3 separate regions of the Mus musculus genome follow, and regions 2 and 3 are each linked to region 1. Evidence: chromatin loops called from intact Hi-C (ENCODE). Cell type or tissue: heart. All regions are shown on one strand.

Region 1 (8,000 bases):
TATTTGCATGGACACTGCCACACGAGAAGGTCAGAGGACAACTTGTGGGAGTTGTTTCTCTTCTACCAGCACATGGGTCTGGGAACAGAATTCAAGTATACCTGTCAGGTTTAGTGGCAGACATCTTACCCTAAGCCATCTCACAAGCCCCTAGAACTCAAGTTTGTGTAATGTCAGATTTCTTTACAGGCCATTGTGAAGTCTGTTAATTTATGTAACATTTTTAAGTGTCTGTCCTATAGTAGGTTCCACATGAATGCCAACCTAAATGCCAACACTACTATAAGCAACCTGATATTAAGAACCTTGATTCAAAATAGTCCCTTTGATGTAGGACTGCTCACTCTATGTGAAACAGGTCTTCTCAGTTTGCAGTAATTCTGATTATGTTTAATCTTTGAGCTGTATATAAATCTTGGGAACCTCAACTCATTTGTTCCTATTTTTTTGCTCCAAGGTTAACAGTCATATACATCTGTAGTAAACACTCAAGTTCCCTCACAATTCTGCCTGCCTGACAAAAACCTTTCCACATTTTTATTGTTATATGGGGAAGGGAGATGGTGAGCTCTAAATTCCAAGTAGTATTTTGTGTTTGTTTTTTAAATAACTATTAGATCTTGCTCTTCCACTTCTAAGCTTGAACTATTATATTATACCAGCATAATAGACTTGTACATTATTTGTATTAAAACAGTCTATGGTGTATTCTTTTGAGTAATTACAGCAGGCTGATGTCTGATTAGGCTTCTGATAAAGTCTTTGCTTTTCATTCACATTTGTAGTCAAAGGTAGGTCTCCTTAAGGTTCTGAGGGTGATTCTTCCCCACTTCCTATCTCACATGTCCTTTACTCTCTACATCTCTATACTCCATGCACTTTAAGAGTTTTACAGGATTTCCTATCACTGAGCTACTCTCTCAGTCCTATGTCCTCCTTCTGAGTATCACCTTATGCCTCTAAAACATCAGTGACCCCACCAAGCTTCGAAACTGAAGAACCATGGTAGAGATCCTTTCATATAAATTAGGGTTTCTCAGCTCCAACCTGATTAACATTTGGCCTGCATAGTTCTTTGCTGCAGATAGATGGCTCTTCTGTGCATGTTTAGAAGTATCCCTGTAGCTGCTGAATGGTAGCAACCAAAAACATTTTCAGACACTGTCAAATGTCACCTGGAAAATCAGCTAAAGGCTGAATCCTACTGGTTTAGATCATACCATGAGAGAATTTTTAGAACTTTTAACTACCATCTCAGTTGAAGCCTTTATTTTCATTTTCTTAAAACTATTTTAACAACTCCAAACCTGATGGCTCTTCTTGTCAAATATTCCTTAAATATAGCTCTTTCATATTACTGCCAATGCTTCTAAATCGTGATCTGACTTGAAAACTCTTCAGCAGGCTCTCCTCTGTCCACAGAAAACAAGTAACAGCACGGGCTAACCCAGCCCCTGCAAATTTTCTACATTCATCTTTCCTTAATGCCTCACCTATACTCACATCTCTCAAGCCACAAGGTGAATGACAACCAAAGAGCTTAAAGCTGAAAGACGGTCAAGAGTGCTTACTGCTCTTCACAGGACCAGATTTGGTTCCCAGAACCTATGCTGGGCTGCCCACAGCAACCTCTAACTCCAGCTGCAGATCTAATACCTTTTTCTCTGCCTCTGCAAGCACACACGCACACAAAAATAAAATTATTAAAAAAAAAAAAAAGAGTTTGACATTCTTTGGAGAAAGCAGGGCTGGCATTAACAGTACATAAAAAAAGACCCAAGACACAGATGAGGTTAATTCAGGTTTTCTTGGTTTTGCTATGTTTAGATTTTATTGCAATAGGGATATGAGCTCTGAAGGGTTTTAAGTGGGGGGAACTGCCAAGATCTCTCTGCTACATTGAGAATGGACTGTATTGGGATAAAAACAGATGTTAAGACTGAAAGCCTAGTGAAATTGTCCATTTCAGAACTGTGGGCAGCGGCTTCATGCTGTAACAATGGTAGTGAAAGTAGTCAGACTCAAAGCATCCTCACGAGTTGAGTCTTACTGACGGATTAGAGGATGGAGCTACTGTGTAGCTGTCTCTAGGACTAGGGTTGTTACTGTGATCTCCACAAAGTTATCCACTGTCACATTATGTGATCATCAACACAAGCATTTACGAAGCCATATGTGTTTTCGGCCTCCTGATATGGTTAATAAAAGATGGAAATCTGGAAGACACCCAAAACAATAGGTTTTATTTTGCTGTATTTAACCAGATCTGTCCTTGGGGGTAAGTAAGCCAGTAACTTGGTTGTGTGTCGCTGAAGGTCACAACGAGGGGTGAGCCTCTCTTTGGTGTTTGTCAGAGGAAGGAACAGGATCATGTTCAAGGCAATTAGAAGAACAAACGTCCGAATGAGTATGCAAGCTGGCTAACGTGAAGGAAAACAGCAATTTTTGGCTTGACGCTAGGAAATGGAAAGAGAATAAGACGTGGTGACACTCACCCTGGACCTAGGGCGGCCGCGTTCTTCAGACACGGGGCTGGAAATACACAAGACGGAGGTTAGCAAAGTCAAGGAGAAATCGCGTTTCTACCTTCCCGGGTGTCGGCCCTGGCATCCGTCTCTGCCGCGCCCTGAGATGCTGGGCGGCCCGGGAGCTCTCCAGATCGCTCCCGTGGGTGAGCTCGGGCCCAAACGCCGCAGTCCGTCCTCTACCCGCTTCCCGCCTCCCCGGCCTGGCTTCTTCCTAGTCACCCTGCTACGCTAACCTAGGCTCTACGTCTCTCACCCGCTGTGGCGGCAGCAGAAAGCACCACCCGGGACAGCATTGTCTGCGAAGAGCGGGACAGCGGGCTCCGTGTCCCTGTGACCCCGACCCGAGCCTGTCAGGGGCAGGAGCAAGATGGCCGCTCGCACATCTCGCGAGAAGAGATCAGCTCGCTTTTTCTCGGAAGTTCTCGGCTTTTTCCCCGCCCCCTCCCCACTATCGCGAGAAGAGGAGAAAAAATGGGTGGGGCTGAGGGAGGGAAACAAACAAAATCCCGCTGCGGGGACAGGAGACGGAAAAGCAGGCTGGAAGGGTAGACACAATTCTCGCGAGAAGTAGAGCGAATTCCCTCGGAGAGGGGCGGTTGCGCAGAGGTACACCACGTGTGCGGTCCCTCCGGCGCCGAGTCAGGGTCTCTCGTCGAGTCTGGGTCTAGGTTAGATTTGGAATCGTGGAGATGCGGAAGGACACCCCTCCTCCGCTCGTGCCCCCGGCGGCCCGCGAGTGGAACCTGCCCCCCAATGCGCCCGCATGCATGGAACGTCAATTGGAGGCTGCACGGTACCGGTCTGGTGAGCCGAGATCCCGGGGCCTGGAAGCCCCTTTACCCCCAGTCTCGGGTGCCCTCTCCCGGTGCTGACCCTCTCGAGTCCTCCCAGCGCCGTGTGGCCCTCCTCGGCCATACCTGGCGTCCTGGCCCTGCCCCAGCTCAGCTCCACAAATCCGATCTCAGATTCAGACTGGTCCCGCCACGGGGTTCTGTGAGGTTACCATAGAAACAAGGCCTTCCATCTGACACCTTATAACTTTGCTCTCCCCACCGTAGATGGTTCCCTTCTGCTCGGGGTCTCCAGCCTGAGTGGTCGCTGCTGGGTAGGTTCTCTGTGGTTTTTCAAGGATCCTAGTGCGGCCCCCAACGAAGGTTTCTGCTCTGCTGGCGTCCAGACCGAGGCTGGAGTAGCTGACCTCACTTGGGTGGGGGACAAAGGTATCCTAGTGGCTTCTGATTCAGGTGAGTGATCCCCCTCCCCTGGAATTGAAGAGTTGGGTACAGGGTAGGATGGGAAAAGGTGTTTTATTATTTAGAAGCAGGGTTGTTTACCTTATTGGCTTGGCTGTCCCAGAAACTAAGTAGACCAGGCTGGCCTTGAACTCACAGAAGTCTTCCTCTGTGCTGTAATTAAAGACGTGTGCCACCGTGCCTAGCCTCCTGTTTTCTTTTGCTGTTGTGTTTGCTATGTGCTGTGAATTGACTCACCTTGCTAGGCAACTGCTCTGTCACTGGACAGTCCTTAATCCCACCTTTCTTTGAGTGTCAGGCTGAGAAATGTAGGCTTTGGCATTAAAAAAGACAAAGAAATGAAGTTGGTAGGTGATGGAGGGTAAATGTTGGACAAGCTAGGGATGAATATAGTCAGACTACATTGTATGCGTGTATGGAGTTCTCAGAATTAAGCAGATTAAAGAAAGTCAGAATTTATATAAGTTGGTGGAAGCTGGGTATAGGTGCTGCCTGTAATCCCAGCAGCCGCAGGCAGAGCTCTGTGAGTTGGAGGCCGGCCTGTTCTCCATATCCAGTTCCAGGCCAGCCATAGGTACGTAGGGAAGTAGGGAAAACCCTGTCTCAAAGATTAAAATAGATTTATTTTGGGTCTGGAGAGATGATCCAGTGGTGATAAGTGTTAACTACTTTTTCAGAGGACCCAAGTTGGACACCCAGCACCCACATTCCACTAACAACCTTGTAACTACAGTCTTAGGGAAGCCAGTGCCATCTTTTGGCCTCCATGGGCACTGCATGCACTTGATGAATAGACATAGATGAAAGCAAAACACCTGTGCGCTTAAAATCAGAACATCTCTCTCACATACAAACATTCTTAAGTGTTAGGTAGAACATGGCAATTGAAAAGTAGAATGTTAGTGAATGAGACTGACAGTTGAAATTAGAATATTTCAAGACAGTGAGTGGCTGCTCTTCCAGAGCTCATGAGTTCACATCCCAGCAACCACATGGTGGTTTACAACCATTTGTAATTGGATCAGATGGCCTCTTCTGGTTTGTCAGTGACAGTGTGATCATATATATAATATAAATCTTAGAAGTATTTCAAGACATTTTATGTAAGCAAATATTTACTAGTGTCTGCATACCTGGGAAGAGACATCGTCACTGAACTGTTATCTAAATAAGGCTCTCTGGGAACCGATTGCTTAGGACCTGCTTTCTGGAAGCACTAGAATTGATTTTACATCTTATTTCCCTATCTCCAGGAGTTTTCCTCATAGGCATCTGGCCTGTTAGGAAAGCAGTAGGGTAACAAAACCAAACGGCCTGGAAGTCAGCTAAGCCGTTAGTGACGTGGACTTTGCTTTTACAGTTGGCTCAGTAGCAATTCTTGCTTGAGTCCTAGGCAGGAGTTCCTGCCTTGGTACAACCCAGGCTCATGCTTCCCTTGTCTGCACCTCACCCCGCTCTGTCCCCAACAGGTGCTGTTGAATTGTGGGAGCTAGATGAGAACGAGACACTTATAGTCAGCAAGTTCTGCAAGTATGAGCATGATGACATTGTGTCTACTGTCACTGTCCTGAGCTCTGGCACACAAGCTGTCAGTGGTAGCAAAGACTGCTGGTGAGTCCCTGTTTTCATTATTTCTATATCTAGACTTCCTGTGGATATCCCATCTATCCTGTTAATTTCATTATGTAAAATGCTTTGGGCTGTTTTTAGTCTAGTGAGTAATGGCATGTCTGTTTCCTAAGAGACTTGGTAGTGCATTGTAAATAAAACAGCAGGAGTCTAGGAAACAGAAGTGGGACATGTTGTATGGGTATATTTTAATGTTGATACTGCAAGTTAATATTCCTATTTTTTTTTTGCATTGTAGCATCAAAATTTGGGACCTGGCTCAGCAGGTATCACTGAATTCATACCGAGGTAAGTGTTGAGTCCTGCCTATAGTTATCTTTTCTTTCCCCTTTGGGATATTTGAACAGTGTTTGGGTAACAGTAGTAGCCAGTCTGGGTTCTTTTGATTGGTCTTTCCTTACCCCAAAACTACAGTCAGGTTCCATTATCTGCTTCCTGTCCATTTCTTTGTGCTCCCGTTTCGGTTGATAGTCTCACAGCCTTTTGACTAAGTGGGTGTCTTAGTTCTGTTCTCTTGCTGTGAAACAACACCATGATCAAGGAAAAAACATTTATTTGAGGGCTTGCTTAGAGTTTCAGAGGGTTTTTTGACTGTCACAGCAAGGAGCGTGGGCCAGTAGGCAGAGCCTGGTGCTGGAGCAGTAGCTAAGAGCTTACATTCTAATTCACAAGCATGTGGCAGAAAGATAGCAAGACTGGCTTGGTGTGGGCTTTTGAAACCTCGTAGTCCATCTCCAGTACACTTGGCCACACCTCAAAATTCTTCCTAAGTAGTCCACCAATGGGAGCCAGACATTTTAAATAGACGATCCTGTGGGAGCCATCCCCATTAAACTGAAGTGGGCTGATAGCCTCCATCCATCCTCTTACCCTCAGGTTCGTCAGGTTCTGTTGGGTCTCATTTGATTAGTCCTTCCTGTCCATATCTTACCTTCCATGGCCCGTCGGGCTTTAGCAATAGAGTCACACTCACATCTTCACCTGCAGTCTGTGACTCTTGGTTCTTCATTGCTTTCTTGTAGCCTGCAGATCAAGATCCTACTTTCTTGTCAGCATTCAAGCCTTATGACAGTAAGCTGTGCAGCAGCTTAATCTAGACAGTAGAGCCTTGCTCTTCTCAGACCGAGACTTGTGTGTGTGTTGGGGGGGGAGGATGTGCATGTGTGTGGAGGCCAGAGGTCAGCTTTGAAGATGTCTACTTTGTTTTTTGAGACTGATTCTCTGACTAGGACATGGAGCCAGGGAGCCACAAGGATTCACTTGTCTCTGTCTCTGCAGTGCTGGGATTACAAGCACGAGCTACCGTGCTTGGTTTTCTTTCTTTCTTTTTTTTAAATAATAATAGTTCTGTGGTTGAATTCAGGTCTTCATGCTGGTGTGGAAAGTACTTCACTGATTGAGCCATCTCCTGCCCAAGACTTTTGAATCTCACTCTTGAATGTTCACTTCTATAAAATGTCTGTCTGGGGCTTTCATCACTTTATTGTCCTTTCGGCTTTGCTTAGGAGTTGAATTTAGTTTGGTAGCAATTCTTTATGAATTTTGAGTTCATGAAGATGGGTACTAGAGTGAGAGGAGGATCGAGGTTGACTTAGTCCTAAAGGCAGAACCATTCTGGCTACTCTGCAAGGGCTGACTAAATGACATCAGTGATTCCTTCAGTCTCTAGCTAATTGGTGACATTCATTCATTCATTGGATATAGACTGCCCAAAAGAATTTAAAGCTTGCCCATTTTAAAGTTGTTAACAAAAAGATTTAAATGGCCCGGCAGTGGTGGTGCATGCCTTTAATTCCAGCACTTGGGAGGTAGAGGCAGGTGAATTTCTGCCCAGCCACACATACATTTAATGAATATTTTATTAAAAGGTAGGTAGTTGCCAAGAAGTTAACTTTTTTAGCATATCATTTATTGGCATATTATTTTTTCTAAGCATATGTCTTTTTTAAAGTCTGTAACCTATTTATAGAAACTGTTTACAAACAATGACAAAAACCAATTTACTTTTACTGTTAGCAGCATTAGATTTCACTTTGTTTTAGAAAAAAGTCCAACTTGGTTTGTTAATACATACAAGCCAGTTGGTTATGTCCTTAGAGAAACAATTGTTTTGTTTTTCAGTTTTCACTGTTAGAAACAAAGAGGCAACCACGGAGCCACACTGGTATGTGTGGGATGCCTGAGACAGCTACATTCTATTCACTGAGTTCTTGCAGCTGTCCCTTTGCTCTTTGGCTCTTAGTTTGAGCGCCTTAGGTTTTCAGGCTTCCAACACTGGCATGGAAGACCTGGGCTGGAAGGGAGGTATGAATGAGCTCAGCCTATAGGGTGGGAGGCGTGTGATGGGAAAGCACATCAGAAAACACCAGAACTCTCAGGTGTGTCGTGCTTAGAGGTATGTGTTCTGTGAATATGGACATTGTTCTAGAGTCAGCAAGCCTCACGTCTCACGTCTATACTGCAAACTCCCTTCCTCTTCTTCTTAAGCCTATAATCAGATTGTCTTTACCACTTCTTCATTTCTGCTAGCTTTTTCTGGTTTTATAACTATTAACTTTTACTGTGATTGTTGCAGTTTATAGCCTGTCAA
Region 2 (8,000 bases), 590 kb after region 1:
ACTAAACTGGATGATACGTTTTTTAATATTTTGAGTAGTAGTATTATAGTGTCATCATGTATGGCTATAGTAGCCAATTTCTCTATAACTAAACTGGATGGTACTTTTTTTTTTTAATATTTGACATTCTATAGTCAGCTCTTATGGAATTCCTCTTGAAAGAGAAATAAAAGTTGAGCTGGTTCCATTTTTATTGTGTTGGCTCAATCTGTTCCATCCTCACATTGTTTGTTATTTTGTTAAAGGCAGTACACAGAGGGCACTAGCCTATTTTAGCTGATAGCTACAAGCAGCTGATCCTAATGGTTTTAAGTTTAAGTATTTGGCAGGACGAGCTGACAAACTGATACTTTCCTTTTAAGATTTTCCCCTCATGACCTAATTTCTCTTAACCTTTTATGGGTTCATTAGAAAAATACATTGTTGAGAATTTGTTTCTGACCTAGCCATTATGTCAACCATACATTTTTAAAAGGTAATGAGTTTTTTGAACATTTCAATCTAGCAACTTTGTCTCTCTGTACAGCTTCCAGTAACAGCACTGTAAATGTGAATTCAGGCGCAAGTATCCCAGACACACTGATGACTGCTTTACTTTCAACCTATGCCAACAGTCAGAAGTTGCTGACACTGTTCCAGGTCATCTCCACCTTTCCTTCTTCAACCCCATGGGAGAGCACCCAGTGCTAATGGGAAAACAACTACAGACCATGGGTATCTGAATTTTACCAAAGGAAAGCTAACGTACACCAAAGGAGCAGCAAATGGGAGCTTAGAAGAGGAAGAATAAAGAGTGTGAGAATGGAAGTTTGGAAGACATTACAAATATTGTGTGTGGTCAGGCCTATGTCCAACAAGGTAGGCAGAAAATCGTTCCTTACTACAGAAGAAATTAAAATCATAAAAAAATAAAAGTTAAAAATAACCCAGCAAAGTAAAAGTTATTGCTGATTGCCTAGAAACACACGAGTCAAGGTACTGTTTATGAAAGGAAAGTTCTAAGTGTCAAATGTGCCTACTATACAAGACAGGCATGGTCAGGTTCCCACACCCAGCAGGTACTAAAGCCCAGTGAGCAAGCAGTAACATCACACCACGGCATGACACACACTATACAGAAAATAAAGTGCTGAGACAGAAAAGAGTTGAAAGAATGCATTTTGAATAGGGGTGGAAGTCATCAAACTTTTCTACCCATTTCAGAAGAAAAGAGTAAACGCGGTAGTAAGAGCAGGATAAAGAATAGTCCAAGAAGCAGAGAATGGGACAGTAAAGTGTGCCTTATTCGGGTACCTAGGAAATCACAAAGGTAGAACAAAAGTACATCAGATAGGAAAAGGAAGTGAGAAGCATCACTGAACGCAGGGGTTCACAGGCTGAGGTTAAGCATCGAGTTTTACTTAGATTGAATGGAAAATTCCCAATGAGCTTGTAACAAAGCCTACAATTCTAGAGTACAGCCTGTTAACTGAGAACAGGCTTTCATAATTATGAAAGTAATTTTAAACTGAAAAAAAAATTGGCTGCCTGTGGAAATTCAGTTTACAATATTGACCGCTGTGGTAGCCTTTCCACTTGTACTCAGTAAACACCCTCCCTCCTGCTACAACCTGACCCTAGTGCTCTACTTTCCTGTAACGCTTATCTGACTTTGAAGGTTTTGTTTGTAGGGCTTTATTTTGTCTTTACCCTCAACAGTGCTCCTTAAGTTCCATGACCGTAGGCCCATTCCTGTCTTGTTAACATTCTTTTCCCCACAGTCTCATACCACCGTTGACATGAAAAAGAAAATCAGTATTTATTGAGTATGATTCTTCTAGTATTTAATGAGCACTTGGTTGTTCTAGACCTAGAAAGATATAGCAGTCTACGTTCTCAGGAAATGCAAAAGGGTGTGTGAGTGGGGGTGAATGAGTCTCGTCCTCAACCAAGTTATCGTATAAATAACTTTTTGGAGGCATAGAGGGGTCATTTTCTGACAAAAGCATTTTTCCATTAGGCATGGATATATGCTTGACAAAGAAACAATGGTTAATGAATAAATTTACTAAAATCCATCAATTTGTAAGTTTTCAAGTCTCCCATGAAAAACACAGGGTAACAGTGTCTGACCCACTTTAGTCCTGTCATGGACGGGGTGGGAGGGGGCATCTGATAAGTATCACATTTAAAACAAAAACAGAAACAGAAAACTCAACTGCTGAGCAGACCATAAAGTAAACTTACACAATATCCAACTTGTGTGAAATTCTAGAACTTCCCTTCTGCCCCACCCCCATGATCCCCACCCATGTACAAGGGTTCCAGGTTTTTATCAGCACTGATTCAACAGTATGTTTACAAGCATTTCAGTGGGATTCAGTGGTATACAGCTTTCTGACCTCTGCCATTACTTAAAGTAAAATACTAATGGCTGAGACTATTAGGGAAGGGACCATAGAAGAAAAGAGAAAGAAAAACAAGAGAAAGAAAAATAAATAAATTAATAGGATCATAGGAATAAGTTCAGCATTATTTAACAAATGATACATAAAACATGTTTGTCTGGGGGCAGGGGGGCTTTTCTGTACTCAGAAGCAGACAGTACTGCTTAGATCTGGTGTTTTGCTGAAGTGAAATTGTGTGTTCCTTAAAGGGGGAAATAACTTCAGAGGAGGAGGGACCAAAAGCCTAGAGCTGTATTCTTTTTTATATTCTCTTAAAAACAGCACTGCATGGCCCTCAAAATGAGCACCACCAGCATTTCTAGCCAGTTTAAAGAGCAAAATATAGCTGGGTGGTGGTGCACACCTGTGATTCCAGCACTAAGAAGGTAGAGAGAAGCAGGGGGATCCCTGAGTTGGTGCGGATCTGGTCTACACAGCAAGTACCAGAACAGCCAAGGATACATAGTGAAACTTTGTCTAGAAAAAAAACCCAACCAACCATAAAAAAAAGAAGAAAAGAAGAAAAGAAGAAGAAGAAGAAGAAGAAGAAGAAGAAGAAGAAGAAGAAGAAGAAGAAAGCAAAATGTAGTTTAGAAAAGAAAGTGCTATGCAATAAAATGTAATTGGTAATGTGAGAGTCAGATTTACCTACTTCGTTTCTTAAAAGGAAGGGTTGTGTCTTTATGACCAGCTGTACAGGGACTTCAGTTATTCTCAGCATAGGCTAAATATGTAGCAAAATGATTTTGAAGCTTCAAATCTCATCGAATGCCAATAGTTTTAAATTGGTAATGCTCCAAATGTCTTATACAGTTTCCTTGTGTTTGAGCCAGTCAATTCAACACACATTCTGAACACATTCCTGACAGTTGTAAAGTAGAAAGGAAATATTCTAACAACTTACAAAGTTCCTATACTCGTTGAAAACTGACTATGAATTTGCCTCCTGCTGCAATAGACGTTGCCTGGTGAGTTAGAGTTTTAGCAATGCCATATATTCAACAGCAATGATACAACATTGGTAAAAACTGGTATCAAAATGCCAAGCATCAAACTGGAAAACTCAAACTCGGTAAAATGTAAAGCTTGAGGTTCAGCCAAGCATTCCTGGGAACACAGGCAAAAACCCCAGCAATCTCCTTCTAAGAACGCGACTGAAATAAAACTCTAGCTGGCAATCTCTGAGCCTGTCAATATGGGTTGAAATTTCTAGAAAAGTTGCCCAACAAGAAGCGTGGCCCGAGCCAGGAAACATCACTAACCGCCTCCCAAAAGGACAGCAAAGACCGCACAGGATGCTGCACGGTTCTTGGACTTGGCAACACCGGGCCAGGAGGGTGTGGACCCGCCAGACAAGGTCGGTTCCGCGAAGCCAGCGCCCCAGCCCTCGGCTCACCGGGGGTTAGCCTGGGGTGCTCCCTCCCACGACCACGGCTCGCATACCGCGCAGGCGCCCCTCCACCTCCGACTCCGGAGCCTTCGGGACTGGCCGTCGCCCCTCGCCGTGCCCACAACCCCGCGCGCGAGGCCACCCAGCGCCAGCAAGGACGGCGTTCCCCTTCAGCTAGTCCGTCCGCAGCTACCCAGTTCTGTCTAGCCCAGAGCCTCCGGCCCTCGCTCCGCTCCTCCCGGGACAAAACCGCCCCGCCACGTCCGCAACATCCCCGCCCCTTCCCTAGGCCGGGCCCCCGCAGCCTTACCCCGAACCCAACAAGCACAAGCCTAGAAATAGCAACTCCGACTCCAGGCGACTGAGTGACTGATAGGCGGCAGCACGTTCACGACACTTTCACGATTGCCGTAAAGAGGGGGGACTCAGAAAAGGTTGAGGCGCGCCTCCGAGCTACTCGGGAGCGCGCCCCGGGGCTCCGCCCAGGCTCCTACAGTGGGCCTGTTCTGCACTTTGAGGCTGGAGCTGGCTGGTCGGGGACAGGAAAGAAGGTGAGTGGGAGGGGGAAAAGTGCCTGGCCTGGCGCTCGGCAGGTTTTCTACTTGGGTGCTGTGTCGAAGTGTGGTTCGCAAGCCAAGAGCGAGGGCACAACGCGAGCCCCCTTGGTCCCACGGGCGCGCGAGCCACGCGAACCTCGGTAGCTTCACCTGGTTCCGTGAACTTCGTGACACCCACGACTAGAGTCGCGAGCCAGCTCCGGGAACCCACGAATCACGGGAGATGACAACTAGGCTGAGGTCTCCGCGTCCTACTTTTTCTCTTCTTTAGTACCTCTACCACCACTTCATCCCAAGCGATGCGTCGTGCCAAGCATGGTGTCCCTTATATTTTTCTGGTGCCAGGGACAGTGAAACTCTTGTACTACAAGACTTAGGAGTGTGTGTGCAAGGGGTTGCTTTTGTTGAATCAACTAAGGAAACCTTTGCCCTAATACCCTTTGTCATCCCTGTGCCCTTATTTCTACTTGGTTGGGGCTGAGGAAGTTCAAAACTGAGACCAGTGGTGACCTTGTGTTTACACAGAGCTCTGTCTCCACCCCATGATTGTGTTTCAAAGGGAGTGGTCCCTAGTTGAAAGGAAATCACAAGTCCTGGGAATCCTAACAGCTGCTTTCCTTTGTAAAGCACTGAGACAGGAATAAGTTTTCCAGCTTTCCCAATTTTAATTTACATACCGAATGCAACATTTTTTTAATCTATCGGGGCTGCGTTATCAAATTTTAATTTATTGGCAGTGAAACTAGATGCTTTGAGATTAGCCATTGGAAAATGTTACATTTGTCAAGAGGCCATATTAGAATTTAGGAAAATAGTCCTTGTTATGCTTTGTTTGTGGCCTGATATTTCTATTCGCCTCTGAAAAAAACCTGGGGCCACCTGTTCATTCACTTGGAACATCCAGAGTTTACACTTTTGTTATTCTTTAGTTATTACCACTTAGAAGAGACAACATTAAAAAGGTTCTTTTTATTACCAGTGGCTTTTAAATGCTTATGAAAATAAAAAATGTAACTGGATTTCTGACTCATGGAGCTTCAAAGTAAGCAGAGGAGATGGGTAAGAGATGCAAAAAAATTTGTTAAATATCCTTACTGTTGTGTGAAGTTTTCTTATATATTTTTAAGTCATCTTAAAGCTTTCTTTTTTGGTTCTGGAAATTGAACTTAAGGCCTCTTGTTTGCTATGCAAACACTCTTTAAAAGGGTTCTTGAATGCTTTGACCCATAAAATAGTTAAACATTACACTCGTAATCCTGTTGGTCTGAGACTGCTCTCACGTTTCCTTTTTGGAGGGGAAGGCACTGGACAGTTGTTAGTCTTCCATGTTACTCTTCCTGTCTACTTTGGTTTCTCACTTGTCTCCGAAAGACTCTTAACAATATTTTAAGCCCTGCCTTGCTTCTAAGCAGTCAGTTTAAACAGCTAGAATCTTCAAAGCCTAAACACATACAAGTATTTAATACCTCAAAAAAATTATATGCAGCCATGTATGGGTAGTTATGACTGCAATTTATGAATTGTTATAGTATTTTATACTTATATTTCACATAGAATACTACATCCCAGAAATTTGAAATTTGCCTGAAACTCAATAATTAGAAAGTGTTAATTATGGATTTTTTTAAAAAAAGATAACATCCAGGGGTTAGGGAAATGCTGTGCCAAACAATAAGAAAATTGACTTCCTACAATTAAAACTTTTTTTAAAAATTACCGCTGATAGATCACTATTATAAAAGATCTCAAGCATTAGGTCCTTAAAGGAAACATTTTGCTCACAGTGCTGCATTCTAGTGTTCAGGCCACAGACACTGTTGGTTCATTGGCTAGTATTTGTGTGCTGCTTAAAATCATGTGTTTGAAATGATAATGTATCATCTTTGTATATAGATTTCAGGATTTGAAAAGGGAACCGGTTTGGGCAGTTGTGAAAATTGACATTTTGAGAACAGTTTCTCTCTCACCTTATGAAAAGACCACCTTAGGAAGGAACCTAACATCTGTTATCTCAGTATTTGAATAAACCTCACTGAAACAGCTATTCTTTTAGATGGCTTAAAATATGTGAGATGGCTCAGCATGTGAGATATTTACTAGCAATGCTGATGGCCTGAGTTCATTTCCTGGGACACATGTAGTGGAAAGAGAAAACTGATTCCTGGGCATGTATACACCCACCTCTAACTCCACCCCAACCCCCATTCTACCCCTACCCCTATCCTTACCTCCCATACATATAAAACAAAAAATTGAATGTAATCTAAAAATATCAGATAATATTAAAGACTACTATTAACTGTATATCACCAGTATGTTAGGGTCTTTCCTTGCTGTCACTCTAACTTCTATAACAACTCTCTAGCAGAGTCTGCTGGACTTTTCCATGATAAAAACATGTCCCGTACTTTGTCTAGTTGCTAGCCACTAGCCTGGGTCTGAGCATTTGGATAGTGGTGACTACAATATAGGACTGAAATTTGAAATTTTATTATATATTAATTTAAATAACTGTACCTTTCTAGTAACTACTGTGTGGTACAACTTTTGACGATATTTGCATTTTTCAAAGGAAGAACTAGCTCAGATAAATTCTGAAGCTTGCCCAAGATCCCGCAGCTTTACTTTTAAGAAGATTTTGCGGAGGGGAATACTTGTTAATTTGGAAATGCAGATTGAATGGATGGAGGGGAAGAAAAGCAGTTCAACCAGGAATGGAGAATCTAAACAAGAATGGTTACACTATACAGTGAGTAGAAGGGAGGAAGGAATGACTTACAGAAATAGGACTGCCATCATTTGGTGGTAGCATGTGAGCATTGTGGGGAGAGAGCCTGCTCTGCAAGAGTTACTATAATGTCCAAGAATCTGAGGAAAATGATAATACCGCTTACTGAAATGAAAATCCAACCCATTACTGGAGTTAAGATGATTGGTGTCAGCTTTTTGTTTACTCAATAATTACTGAGTGAAAATGGGTGAGTTCCTGTGTTTGCAGTTGGTGAAGTAGCATCTCTCTCATTCAGTTCACTTACCTTCCTAAATGTTCATACTATAGAAGTGAAGAGCTGTGCAAATCCAGTTTTCTCAGGAACTGCTTACTTCTCCATGCAAAGAGCTTAGGAGTTGTTGTATGGAGAAGATAGTCTTTCTGCTGTGTGTCTGTCTGTCTGTGTGTGCATGTCTGTGTGTCTGTGTCTGAGTGTCTTTCTGTAAGTGCTGATGTATATGTATGCCTGTGGTTGTTGAGAACAGAGGAAATTATGTGTCATATACCTTTCCAAAAGATAGAATGCCTCAGTGGCCTGGAATTTGCAATGTAGAGGAGGCTGACTAGTGAACCTCAGGCATGCTCCTGTCTCTTCCTCCTCAGTGTTAGGGTTACAGGCACTCTGTCCCACCTGACTTTTATTTACATAGGCTCTGGGTTACACTGAACTATCCTTCCAGCCCTCTGCTGCATTTTGGATATTAAGGATTTAGAAGTAAAAAGCAGTAAAATGGAGAGGAGGCTCTCCTACTAGTAGTGGGATGAGCAGAATGTTTCAAGCATACCTTTTACCTAAACACCTAAATGCTGAATAGGTCATGTTAACTTTTTAAATGCCAAACACATTTTCTATGAAA
Region 3 (8,000 bases), 240 kb before region 1:
CTCCCACTGGTGTCCTCTCTCCTCACCAGCCCTACGGTTCCCTGAAAGCATCCCTGTGCTGGTCAGAGGCCTCCAATCAGTGTGCCCCATAGCTCTCACAGGGGATCTTGACAATCTTAAGTTTTCCTTTTCTCTGCATCTCCTCAAGCAGGATCCCTGACTGGACTCTACCCTATGCAGGGACAACAGGAGTCAGTGTTCTGTACTTCTGTTCATTTTTTTAACTCCTTCCAACACTGTGTCTCCCCTCTTCTGGCCAGGCAGGGTAGTTTGGGCACCCATCTGGAATTGCTGCCAGTTCAAAGGGGGGAAGATGTCCTCATCCAAAGTTGGGGCTTTGTAAGGGTACCAGTTGTGTGTGGGATCTGTCTTGATTCTGTCTTCCTGTCTGTCCCAAGTGTCAGAGAGCTCAAGTAGACTCCCAACTGGCCTGACTGACCTTGTTTCTGGCATTTCACTCACTTTACCCACCAAAGTACCTCAAGCTGTTCCAAGTTTTGGGTCTGCCTGTGCTGTCCCAACAAGTTCAGTTCTGCTCTGACTGCCTTTTATTTCCCCAGCTTGAGAGCCCTCCCGTAGGTCTCATCTGTGCCTTGACTTAACCCCCAGTACTTACTTGGGTTGGTGAGTCACTTCTGCTTCTGCACATACTCTCACTTCTCCTCCAGACCTGTGACCACCTCCAAGCTAGTGAGTACTCAGTCTTTCTGCCTCCAGTACTGAGCACAGGGCTGCTGCCTGTGTGATCTCCACCTCCCAGGGAGCTCTGAGCTGAGCCCACCTTTAGTTTATCCTGTTTAGGAACAGCCAGTGGCCAAGCCTTTCTTAGTCGACCCCTGCCCCTGCATTTCACAACACCGAAGTCTAGTCCCCAGAAAAGAGGGGAGCCATGACCAGTTATTGTCAGAGCAGGAAACAGTATACAGGCCCCTCGTCAAGCTGTTGTACAGAACTGTCCCTGGTCCACTGCTTGGCTTTTAATTCTGGCTGGCTGTGGAATCGACCTCACCTTCTGTTGTCATTGGGCAGCTCAGGCCTTTCAGGTGATTAGCTACTTTTCTCTCAGTAGTTACTGAAGAAGTCCCCTTCTTGCCTAGCCTCTTTCCTCCACTCTTCCTGACCTGGATCACCTTCGTGGACACGCTTTTTTTTATATCAATATCTGGCCCCAGACCTTCCTACCCCAGGATGTTCCCTAAATTGTCATGCTCTGATGTTCCAGAACACCAAGCCTGCTAGATCCTCCTCCCCTTAGTGTGACTATTAAGGGAGGGGTGGGTGAGCAGTGTAGCGGGGAAGGAAATTGAGAGTTGGGTGGTGAGTGCCTTCTCTACCTCCAGTCCCACCTCTGGCTACACTCCAGGCATTGTCTCCCCACCAGGCCCTGCTTGCCAGAAAGGCAAAAGGTACACAGGCACTTGTCTGGAAGTTGAGGGAGAGGGGTGGTCATCAGAAACTTACACAGATGGAGTGTGTGTGTGCGTGTGTGTGTGTGCACGAGTGCTGGGATTGACTCACTGGGCTGGCTTACTTACACTAGACCCTCACTGCCACGGTGCCACCTTCTCCATAGGCCTGTTATCAAGTACTTTGGGGATAAAAAAGCAACAAAATTTCTTCCAAATGAAGAAAGAAAAGCATCAGAACCCCTGTGTACCAGCTCCCTGGCCACCTCAGACCATGTTCATGTTCAAGTCAGATCCACCACTGGTCCAAGGACCTTGGTCATCACCACAGAGCCTTAGGCTAAACTGAGTGAAGCGATTGTTCAGACTCTCTCTTGAGGTTGCAAGCATCAAATTAGTAAACTCTGATTCCAGAAACTGGTTAGTTTTTCAACACTGGTTTCAGGGGTCCAAAGAACTCCAGAGCTCTTGGTACAGGCCTTAGGACTCTGATGGGAGTATAGGATCAAATAGTGTCTTCACGATTCTTTTAGCTCTGCACAGTGCACAAGGGCCAGGCAGGCCCCACCTCCACGGCTCCAAGTCCTACTTTTCAAATTGGGAAGGCTGAATGGCTAGCACTCCCTTAACAGATGTCCCTTCAAACTATAGCCCATCCAGCTGGAGAGGAAGATCTCAGTGATGCTTAGGCAAGTTGGCCAGGAATTGCATTAATAGCTGTGGCCCGTGGATTTCCCACCCACAAGGAAGGGCATGGCAATGGGATGTTAATGAAGAAGCTAGTACCTACTTGACATGACTAAAAACTGATTCAGCGCAACCCTAGACAGCCAGAGGGGTTGCTGCCTCACCTGTAGTGTAAGGGCAGAGAGGGAGAGTTAGCAGTTACAGAGTGTCCTGCCTGTGCTAACCTGAGGAGGACAATCATGTCAGCTAACACAGAACTAAGGGCAAGAGCTTATTCTCCTTAATCTTCTCTGACATCTTTGAGAACCAAGATGTCAGGAGCAGATGTTCATAAAGAATAAATGCTGCATATATATGAGTGTTTTATCTTTATGTATATATATGTTCACCACATATGTGCAGTGCAGTGCCCATGAAACCAGAAAAGGGTCAGTACCCCAGGACCTAGAGTTAGATGGCTGTGAGCTGCCATTTTGGGTTCTGGGACTTCTTCGAGAGCAACAAGTGCTCTTATGTACTGAGCCATCCCCCCAGCCCACAACTGTGGTTTTGATGACATATTATTGATTCTATGTTGTACCTTTTGTAAAATTCTTCCCATGAATACCACACAGACTAATACTGATTTTCCCTGTCTACATTCAGCCTACCTAATTCTATTATCTACAGTATTCTTACTCGTGTTCACTCTCCTCCAGCCACGGTGACCTCGTCATAACCTTTCCCAATGTGAAGGAAGGCCTTTCTTTCTCCAATGCAGTTGCATGGGCTCACATTTTCAGTCCTTGCTCATATAACCAACACAAGGACATATACATCTTCCACCCTCATTCCTGTTGCCCTCTGTACAAGTTTTACAGCATTCACTGTAATAAACACATGGGGTTTTCAGCAGTTTCATCTATCTGTATGTGTGGTGTGTGTACCATATTCAAATGTGTAAGTGCATGTACCTTGCATATGCTTTTGTAGGCCCGAGGTCAATGTTGAGTGTCTACATCTATTGCTCTCTACTTTGCATTAAGACAGGGTCTCTCATTGAACCTGGAGCTCACTGTCTGGCTAGACTTAATGGACAGTGAGTTCCTGGGCACATCTGTCTTCACTTCCCAGTGTTGGGATTACAGTTATCACTAGGCCTTACCTTTTATATGTGTGTGTGAGTGCTAGAAATCTGAACTCAAGTCCCTATGTTTGCACAGAAAGCACTTGGGGGTACTCTCTCACTCAATTCCCCAGCACAATCTTTGGCCATTTCCTAAAGATTAAAAGTCTACACGTGGAGGAACTGGCGTATGTTGTTGTATACCATGAATTCAGACAGTACAAATATAGTAACTGTTGATAGGCATATAAAGATCATGTACGGGGGCTGAAGAGATGGCTCAGCAGTTAAGAGCTCTGGTTGCTCTTCCAGAGGTCCTGAGTTCAATTCTCAGCACCCACACTACAACTCACAACTCACTGTCTGCCCCTCCAATTCTAGCACCTTCAAACATACATGGGGGCAAAACACCAATGCACATCAAATAAAAATAAATATCTAAAAAAAAGATCATGTTTTTCTGCTTTGTATGCACTCCAACTGTAGTGTAAAAATTTGAACATAGGTAAGATTAAAGAAAATTACTGAAAACATCAGTTCAATGTAAGAGCCACACAACTGTTTAAATGGGAAGGTTTATTAAAAATTTTCTTTTATGGGAACAGCCAGTCTCTTGCTCAAGCAATTAGCAGTTGGGCCTAGAGCTATAGTTGTCTGCTTCTTAACAAGCCCAAAGCACTTGCAACTCTCAAGTTTCCTTTGAAGGCTGTTAATATCTGGAAAACAGGATCCATGTTGCCTTCCCAAAAAAGAACTAGGCAGTCAGTTCAAAGTCTCTAGCTGTTCTTACAAGAACATTTAAACATGATAAAGTTAAGAGGACTGCACAGTCAATAGATTCAAGGCAAAACTTCAGGAAGAGAAACCCAAGACCAACCTAAGTGCCACACTGTATCTGTAAGAACATCTGTTTATACTGAGTAGCATTAATGCTACTAGCTGGGTAGGCAGACACGCTCACTGCTCACATTCATTTGCTCTTTCCAGAGTCTGGATGAGCAAACCAAAGTGTCTTTTGATGCTTGGTGTGGATGGTTGTGGGGCCACTTCACTCTATATTTAGCACCGTAAATAAGCAAAGACCCAAATAAAAGTGTAATTTTCCTCCTCTAAATTATGAGAGAGCTTCTTCACAAGCTAATTTCAACACATAATTTATAAGAGACATGTTGTTGACTAACATCCTAAGAGTATCGGTCAGGAAAGGAATACAGTACTCACTGTTTCTCTTTCTGACCCTTGGTCCCTAACCAAAACTCAGACATATGACTGACAAACATTTGTTGACCTGTGAGGGTACACAGGGTAGCTATTTTAAAGTGACTGGACTCAAGGCATGCAGAATGTTTTATTACGATTCTTAAGGAGAGAAAAATGACTCCAAATCACTTGTTTTAGTCAAGTAGACAAAAAAGAACATCACAACTTCGGAAAAGGAGACGGTCTTATTGAGGAGTAAAAGGAGTTCTCTGATGATGGCAGATGAGGATGGCAGACCAAGGTGAGTTCAGAGCTGTGGGGAGATGGCAGTCACATGCTAGCAGCCACTGTTTCTCCAAACATTAAGAAAAATACATACTAAAGTGGCTACAGTGCATTAAGTTAATGGTATTCATACCTTCCCAAAATTTTGTGTCTATTTTTTGCCTAATTAAGTTGTAAACTCCATGAGTCTTTGTAAGGAAATGCTGGTAGAAGCATCATATGATACCGAAGCTCCCCCTGGTGGAGGGTAAGGTGATGCACTTGCATTTACTGTTAATTATAAAATTAGATTGGAGGCATCAAGTCATTAAAGTTGCTTGTGGTCTAGTTGGGAAAATTAAAAACCTACCAATTGTAGCATCAAGCTTCCTTTAAATTAAATTGTTATTCACAAAATCAAAGCTATTATACTTGAAATAGCCATAAACACTACTACGTAATTTGTTCATAGATATGCATCATGAGATTCAAATTAATACCCTAGAAACTCTCCATGTCTTGGCTATGAAAATACATCTTGCCTTCAGTTGCCCTTCCCAAGACCAAGGAGTTCACATAAAGACACTATAAAAATATAGCCCTCTCTCTTAACAGGACACCTTTACATGTTGCTCAGCAAGTACAAATTTCCCTTGGATAACACTGCATCCCTCTGGCTTGAATATCCTTCAATGTCAAAAGGGTGTTTTTTTGTTTTTTTTTTTGTTTTTGTTTTTGTTTTACCTTTAACCCAAGGGAGGAGTGTAAGATGTGTCAAAGGAAACTGATAAAATCAGTCTGTGTTACTGGTGAGACTATTTTAATTTAACAAATATCTACACAACCCACGTGATATAACGTATTTAGATATTTTAGCTGGTTTGTGAGAGGTCTGTCTGTCCATGATTTTTAAGTCCAAAGAAATGTGTGAGAAGTATTTCAAAGCATAATGACTTCAGAAGTCCTTAAAATATGGTATGTCCCTAATTGGTCACACAGTGATATATTCCTGTAATCCTAGCTACTTGAGACACTGAGGCAGGAGATTCACCTGAACCCAGAAGTTTGAAGCCAGCCTGAGTGGTATAACAAGACCTCCCTTAAAAGACAACCACAATCAAAGAGCCCAGCTCCTCTTTCTGGGACAAATGGACCCTATCCTTCTACTTGCATTTTAGTTTAGCTTAAGGTTTTGCCTCTTAGTCACAGACATGTATAACTGGATAAAGAGAAGGGAAATGTTAAGTAGCTAAGTTTATTAGAATATCAAAAGAATACAATTTCCAATGTTTCAAACAGTACTTTTTGACATTTCTTCAGGTTGGTTGGATCTTACATTTGAAAGCTGACTTGGTAACTAAAGGGCTGTCCACACACCTGGCATATCTCAGCAAGGCATGAACACCTTCACACCTAGTTGCAATGAGACCATATCTAGATCCCTGAGCAAAGATTTACTTTCTAGGACTGGTCTCCTTGATTTTCAGGGACAAGGCACAGGGTTTCCTAAGCTTGCAATCTGCTTTCTTCTCCTGTATGCACCTGGCCAACAGGCCATTTGCTTTCTCTTTCTTCATGGAGAACATACAGCAGTATCGCCCTGGCTCCATGTCCTACATATGCCCCACCTTTGTAAAATGCAACTGGGAAGGAAAAGAAAAGCACCTCTGTACAGCCAGCAAGCTGCTGTATCCATCTTCACAGCATTCCTCTACACTGCTCATACAGTCAAGTCACACGTCCCTTTTTGTGTTCTGACTTGCAACCACTTCCCTCAAGTTCTTCCATCTACTAGAGAGCAAGTTTGAAAATTTTCATTTAACACTTCATTGGTGGACACACACCAACAAATTAACAATGGCAAGGATTCCCTGGATGAAGTTACAAACTGTGTATGTAGGATTTGCGATAGTCAAAGTCAAACCCTGGTAATACAGTATTGAACTTATCTTTTTACATATAAAAATAATACAGAGTGGGATACTTTATTCAATATGATACAATCTTTAAGGTCAAGAGAGTATATATAAAACTATTCTATGTCACATGGTGCATCTTACTGTATAGTAGGAATAACTCTATCTAGAGCAGGAGTGCGAGGTCTGTTCCTAGAGAGATCACCAGTTAGGGTAGTTTAAAGCCAAGTGTTCTGCTGAATCCAGGCAGAAAGGAAGAGCTACTGCTGCACTCTAAACAATGTGGTCATTATAAAATAAAGGACTATGTCAATAAACAATAACAAAAAGACACAAACCAAATGAAAATGTACTAAAATTTAATCATCCATAAAAGCTGTAATTTAATCTGACAGTAAAACACAAGAAGCAATATTAGAGTTGGTTTAGTATATTATATATTCTAGCTTTGAAAGCCATAGAAATCAGTTATCCCAGTTTTTCCCTATAAAAGACCCATTTTTCCAAAGCATTATGCACAAACAATTTTAATTAGAATATAATGACAGATGATATTTTCATAATTTTAAATATAAAATGAAGTCAATGACTCAAAAAAGTTATCTGCTGCAATGAGTTTGAGAGGAGATTTCATAATCTATATCATTACAGATATAAAGTATGATGGTTCAATTTTTTAGTGCTTGACAGGGAGGAGTCATGATAAAAACGTCAATATGAAATCATTTGATTATAGTAGTACATCTAACATTTGAAATGCATCCATGCTCTTCTGTATAATTGTATTAGAGTCAAGTATCTTATTTCACATCTGTTATAACTGCTATTGCAAAGGAGAAATACTATGTCTTATTTCCAAGAGATATACACAGAGCAACTTTGTCTCCAGGGAACTTGTGCAAACCAATATAAGATCTAAATTCTTCACATAATATATAAAACAGGAGAAGCCTCTTCAGATTTCGTTTTTGAAGTCTGGAATGCTGGCACTTTCCAATTAGGCAACAGTTCTTCATTTCTGTAATCTGGAACATTGAAGAGACACAGACACATAGAGCTAGGGTTCTCTCAATATCAATATCAATATCAATATCAATATCAATATCAATAAAGAGCTATCTAATGACAGGAGGGATGACAGCACTGAACATTCATTCCTAAGGAACTGAAGTCCATTAAGCTACTTCAGTAGAAGAGCTATCTGACTTTCCCATTAAACATGCTCAAACATAAGCTGGGCATAGTGGCATGAGGGTCAGGAGTTTAAGTCTGACCTTGATTACAGTTTGAAGTACACAGACTGTCCCAAAAGTTCAAAGTCAAATATAAAAGACAGAATTAGTAGTCAGTTAGTAGTCAATTTTTGTCTGCCCTGCTTTTATTACACTCAGTATTTCACATTTTATCTAACACCCTATATAA

What was found. A loop is a pair of places that touch in the nucleus more often than their neighbours do. Peaks named below come from ENCODE experiments on the same cell type or tissue, not always from the same donor. Only the 100,000 strongest peaks of a DNase experiment are listed, where the experiment ranks them.
Region 2: it touches region 1 in a loop (3.0-fold over the local background); 4 of 42 quality-filtered maps call a loop at or near these places.
Region 3: a loop joins it to region 1, with 3 times the contacts of the local background. A loop is called at or near these places in 3 of 42 quality-filtered maps.

What each region holds. Positions count from the first base shown.
Region 1 is chr3:105,956,367-105,964,366 of GRCm38, forward strand. It overlaps Atp5pb (ATP synthase peripheral stalk-membrane subunit b), which reads right to left and starts at 2,897. Exons shown (of 7, transcript NM_009725.5): 1 at 2,782-2,897; 2 at 2,496-2,532. The coding sequence starts at 2,821. It overlaps Wdr77 (WD repeat domain 77), which reads left to right and starts at 3,132. Exons shown (of 10, transcript NM_027432.3): 1 at 3,132-3,332; 2 at 3,587-3,772; 3 at 5,251-5,392; 4 at 5,649-5,698. The coding sequence starts at 3,218. In heart, CTCF peaks have their summits at 1,091 and 4,538 (motif pointing left); a DNase peak (open chromatin) is centred at 2,975; H3K4me3 peaks cover 3,380 bases; H3K27ac peaks cover 2,345 bases.
Region 2 is chr3:106,543,554-106,551,553 of GRCm38, forward strand. It overlaps Cept1 (choline/ethanolaminephosphotransferase 1), which reads right to left and starts at 4,249. Exons shown (of 9, transcript NM_133869.4): 1 at 4,127-4,249. Dram2 (DNA-damage regulated autophagy modulator 2) reads left to right here and starts at 4,245. Exons shown (of 9, transcript NM_026013.3): 1 at 4,245-4,367. In heart, a CTCF peak has its summit at 4,198; DNase peaks (open chromatin) are centred at 4,228 and 4,868; H3K4me3 peaks cover 2,796 bases; H3K27ac peaks cover 2,205 bases.
Region 3 is chr3:105,721,362-105,729,361 of GRCm38, forward strand. It overlaps Rap1a (RAS-related protein 1a), which reads right to left. Exons shown (of 8, transcript NM_145541.5): 8 at 5,899-7,603. Among named protein-coding and RNA genes, the nearest start is that of Inka2, 21 kb to the left of the region's middle. In heart, a CTCF peak has its summit at 4,928 (motif pointing left); a DNase peak (open chromatin) is centred at 1,350.